2 separate regions of the Homo sapiens genome follow, and region 1 is linked to region 2. A link is an interaction called in ENCODE POLR2A ChIA-PET data of the cell type or tissue named here. Cell type or tissue: Caco-2. All regions are shown on one strand. Region 1 has its middle 19 kb from the start of TFDP3. Region 2 holds the start of HS6ST2 (heparan sulfate 6-O-sulfotransferase 2).

Region 1 (2,500 bases), 280 kb before region 2:
CTCACTCTGTCGCCCAGGCTGGAGTGCAATGGTGTAGTCATGGTTCACTGTAGCCTTGAACTCCTGGGCTCAAGTGACCCTCCCACCCTGGCTTCATAAGTAGCTAGGATTACAGGTATGTGCCACCATGCACAGATCATTTTTAATTTTTTTTATAGAGATGGAGTCTCACTATGTTGCCCAAGCTGGTATGGAACTCCTGGCCTCAAGTGATCCTCCTGCCTCAGTCTCCTAAATTGCTGGGATTACAGGCATGAGCCACTGTGCCCAGTCTGTCTTAATTTTAAGACTGCTAAAGAGTGAGACTTTTCGGCAAAATACTTAACTAAGATGTCCCATATTTAGCTTAGATCTTTCCCAGATTGGCTTGGAAAATATGAGTTTGTCCATTTGTCAGTTTTCTTTGGTGAAGAAGACTGTGTGTGTCTGTGTGTGTGTGTGTGTGTTGGGGGGGATATTCAAGAATATAGAGAGTTGTTTTGTTCAAAGAACATGGCCTGAAGCTTATGACAATGCTTTATCAAACCCCCTGGCACTGGAATCTAGCCACTGATTTTTATTAAACTTTGGAGCTTTTGCAATTCTCACTGAGCTGAGGTCAGAGCTGGTGAAGCGCTGCCCCACTGCATGCCCTGATAACCACAGCCTCTTGGTATATCATCTTAATGGCCAATGGAACCTCCTTCTCTTCCTCCCCACCGTGACTGACATTTTCAGAAATGCCCCAAAATGGCACTAAACGATGTGCAAACACACCAGATGGATTGCTAATCTCTTTTCGAGGCTTTCTTAATGGTGAATTCATAGCCCCTTGGAGCAAACTCAATTTCTCTCTGTGTACTCTATTTTCACTTTTACAATTTTAGAAGAAATCATTTTGGCAAACATATTTTGTGACTTGGATGAGAGGTAATTTATACAATTGCTTTATGTAGTACGACAACAAGCAGCAACTCCAGTCACAGGAGGATGGACGGCTATTCATCAATCACAACTGAGACACATAAATGGGTCTGGAGCCTTTTATGTGGCTGAAACCATGAACTTGGGGGCTACTTAAGGCAAATCTTGTTTCTTTGGGGGGAGGGCAGTGCAGATAAAAGCAAAAGTCAGCTCTTTGGATCTTCACCTTTATATTAATCACCAGATCTTAAGAGAGCCTCAAATGAGCCCAACAGAGAGGGTACAACTTTAATGGTACAAATGACACAGTGCTAAGGGTGGGCACCGCCAGGTCATCCATGCCAGGGATGCACCTGTGGCCCCAATCCTTGAGGGTGATTGGGCAACTGAGTGATACAACATGATCATTTCTCCCAATGGACCAGTCAGCCCACTGCATATTTTTCCTGGGAGTGCCTGTTGTCACCCCCAGTGAAATTCCCAAATCTGCCCAGAAGATGTTGCTTTACACCTCAGGCTCAGCAAAAACTTTAACATTTTTGAACACACATACACAGACACACACAATCACACAGAAAACACAACCTTGGATGGAGGAGCTCTTATCTATGGAGCTGCATGTGTTTCCTCTATACCATTGGTTTATAACTATGGCTGCACATTAAAATTACCTGGGAAGCTTTTAAAATTCTCAAATGTCCAGTCCCGCCACAGACCAATTGAATCACAATTGTTAGGGGTGGGACCCAGGAGCCAATATTTTTCTTGAGCTCACCATGTTATTCTGATTTGTGGCCAAGTCTGTGAACCACTGTTTTAAGCAGTTAAGGCCGATAAAGGAAATGGGTCTCTAACTTTAGTGCATACTGGAATCAACTAGGGAGCTTGTTAAAATGCAGATTCAGTAGGTCTGGGCTTGAGGCCTGAGATTCTATATTTTTAACAAGCTCCTTAGGCAATTTTGAGGATGGTGGTCCATGGACCACATGTTGAGAACCCTGGCTAGAGAATTCTACTCTGGAACTTGCATGTTTCTCAAGCCTCTTTTATTATTTAATTTCAAAATGGCCCTCTCCTCTCAAACAGCTTCCTCTTCTGCCAGTGCATATGTGGGAGGGTATAGTCCCTGGGGGGATAATCAGGTCAGTAAATTCAGACCATTCACCTTGTAGTATCCAGAAGAGCCAAGACAATACATCAAAGGGATGCGGAGGCATGGGGTTGGGTTTGGAGATGGACAGAGCAACAGGAAAGAGGAAGGGGGCTAGTTTTAGTCTAGTAGGTACTGGAGGCGGAATTCAGATTTGCAGTTAGAAAGTCACTCTGGGCGGGGTGCAGTGGCTGATGCCTGTAATCCCAACACTGTGGGAGGCCAAGGTGAGAGGATTGCTTGAGGCTAGGAGTTTGAGACAAGCCTGGGCAATGTAGTGAGACCCCATTTCTACAATTTTTTTTTAAATTAGGTGGGCATGGTGGTGTGTGCCTGTAGTCCCAGCTACTTGGGAGGCTGAGGTGGGAAGATTGCTCGAGGCCAGGAGTTCAAAGCTGCAGTTAGCTATAATCACACCACTGCACTCCAGCCTGGGCAACAGAGAGA
Region 2 (2,500 bases):
GTTGGCACATTGAGCTTAGAGCAACAGGTAAACACAGCCTCACATTTGGAGTGGCCTAAAGGTTTCTACATTTCATCCCCACGGTGACTCAGTTGGTCAAAACAGGGGACATAATTGGTCCTATCTTACAGACAAGAAAACTGAGGCTCAGGAGGGGCAAGTGATTATCCCAGTGCTGCCCAGGGACAGATTTCCCAGGACTTCTGGACTATTCTTAGGCTTGCCGCTTCATGGCATAGATAGAACAGGAAACGGATGGAGCAGAGCTCAGCAAGGGAGATACTGGGAGAGCCTGTCTCCAGGAGGGACATGCCCCCACCCCAGGACTCAGCTCGTGGTCTGCATTCTCCCACTCAGTGGCCCCAGTGCCAACAGCACTGCTCAGAAACACTGCTGCCAACCGGTGCCCCTTCTGTAGCAGTGGGACTGGAGGGAGTTGCACACTCAGTCACGGAAACACCAGTGTCCTGATGTACAGCAAGCCCCTTTGATCAATCAGATGGGGACAGACTGACTCCTGAGTTCCCAGGGTCCTTTTCCTGAAGGAACATCCATTCTTTCCCTGTTAAACCCTGCATTCCTGGTCCAGCAGCAGAAAAGAGCCTTTCGGACACTGGAGCTTGAGGAAGATCTGTGCCTATTTATTAGAGAAGGTGGTGTTAGTATCAGGAAATAGGTGGATGGTGCTGGGTTTCTTGGGTTCAAACCCTGGGGCTCTGCTGTGTGACCTTGGGCACATCCCTACCCCTCTCTGGGCCTCAGTTTCCTCATGTGTCACATTACCTTGGATTAGACGGTCTCACTCTGATGGAGTTTTTAGTTATGTATCCATTCATTCAACAAACCTTTTATGAGTCAAGCCCTCCTGCAGGCACAGGGTTTGGTACACAGGATTCAGCAAGAAGACAGTCTGTGCTCTAAAAAAGGTCAGATTCTCATTCTGTAATGCTTTTTGGTCCTGCTGTCTTTTTATCATGCTGACTTACCTTTTCAGAAAATGCCCCCGCTTCCGCTGGAGAATGGAAATTGGCAAAGAGAGACGGAAAAGCTCCAATTTGCGCCTTTGCTATTTTAGGAGAGGTTGAAATTACGAGCCAAAGTGGAGTGATGCGCTAAGCGGAGTGACCTCCGTACTCCAAGAAAAGAGAAAACCCAGGTTCTCTGCTTGTGAAGTGGCTCGAGCTCTTAGGCGTGAGGCATTATTATATAAATTCAAGCTCGCTCGTGATCCTTAGTACCCTGAGTTGCCTGAAGGGGGGAATGGCACTGCCTGCGTGTGCAGTCCGGGAGTTCGAGCCGCCGCGGCAACCGGAGCGAGGAGCGCCCGTCCGCACCACCTGTCCCCGCCGGCATTCCAGAGTAGAGGCCGAATTGGCAGCGAGCCGGCCCGGGTCGGTCGCCGCCTCAGTTCGCGCGGGCCCTCCTAGGGGTGTGTCTCACGGATTCCACACCCGGCCGCTCCTGGACAAGCCCCGAAAGGCGTCTTCTTCCCTGGCGGGAGCCGCGTGCGCCCCGCTTTTCGCGCTGCTGTCCCGGGGCCGCCGCAGGCGGATGCACGTCCTCAGGCGACGCTGGGACCTGGGCTCCCTCTGCCGGGCCCTGCTCACTCGGGGCCTGGCCGCCCTGGGCCACTCGCTGAAGCACGTGCTCGGTGCGATCTTCTCCAAGATTTTCGGCCCCATGGCCAGGTACGTTCTAGGTGAAAGCGGGGTTCGCGCTCCCAGGCCAGGGCGCGAAGGTGCTGTACGGGGAGGGAAGGCAGCCGCGGGGGGTAGAGAAGGGCGTAAAGTTCCAGCTGGCCATTGGTGGCCCGGCTAGGGTCTCCGGAGGGGTGCGGCGCGCATTTGCCCACGCCGCGGCTCCGTCGCTACTGTTCCGCGGGCACCGGCAGCGCAGCGTCTCCGATAGCAAGTCGGGCTGCCGGCCGGCTCATTCCCCCAGGGTAACTCTGAGCCCCCGGCTCCGAGCTCCCTCGAGGCCGCCTACCGGGTGGGCAAGCGGGCGCGGGCGCCGGCAAAAGGAGGGCTTCGGGGCATGCGGGGAGAAACCCGGACAGAGGTGTGCGCTCCAAAGAGGATAGGGGCAGAAGAGCCCGGAGAGTCCGGCGGACGAAGCGGGATGGGGATGGGAGCGGGAGCCACCGAGAGTGGAGCGAGACACGCGGGGGCCCGGACTGGGGGCGTGAGTTGAGGAGTGGGGCGACTGGGCCCGGAGGGGTCCCACTGGGGCTAAACCCCGTGGAGGGGCTCCGGGGAGCTCCGGAGAGCTCTGGCGGGGGGAGGGGGCGAACGGCCCGCGGGAAGGAGTCGGGGTGGGGGTGTGTGTGTGCCGCAGAAGCCACAGCGCTGAGCCTGCCGGGAAGGAAGGAAGCGGGGAAGGGAGCCGCCGCCGCAGCCGCCGCCGCCGTGGAGTACTCGGTGCGGAGGGGAGGGGGAGAGGGGCGCAGCAGCGGCTCCAGGGGAAGGGGGCGGTGCGGGGGCACGACGAGCGCGGGCTGAGC

What was found. Peaks named below come from ENCODE experiments on the same cell type or tissue, not always from the same donor. Only the 100,000 strongest peaks of a DNase experiment are listed, where the experiment ranks them.
Region 1: POLR2A ChIA-PET joins it to region 2 with 6 read pairs; 2 of 35 experiments call an interaction of 5 or more read pairs at or near these places.

The regions. Positions count from the first base shown.
Region 1 is chrX:133,235,621-133,238,120 of GRCh38, reverse strand. No RefSeq gene overlaps it. Among named protein-coding and RNA genes, the nearest start is that of TFDP3, 19 kb to the right of the region's middle. RefSeq lists an enhancer at 1,575-2,400. In Caco-2, no CTCF peak of the experiment used is centred here; no DNase peak of the experiment used is centred here.
Region 2 is chrX:132,957,363-132,959,862 of GRCh38, reverse strand. HS6ST2 (heparan sulfate 6-O-sulfotransferase 2) reads left to right here and starts at 1,234. Exons shown (of 5, transcript NM_001394073.1): 1 at 1,234-1,688. The coding sequence starts at 1,261. It overlaps LOC124905219 (a long non-coding RNA gene), which reads right to left and starts at 2,428. Exons shown (of 2, transcript XR_007068337.1): 1 at 987-2,428. RefSeq lists an enhancer at 1,355-1,855. In Caco-2, a CTCF peak has its summit at 1,285; DNase peaks (open chromatin) are centred at 1,432 and 2,402; H3K4me3 peaks cover 1,814 bases.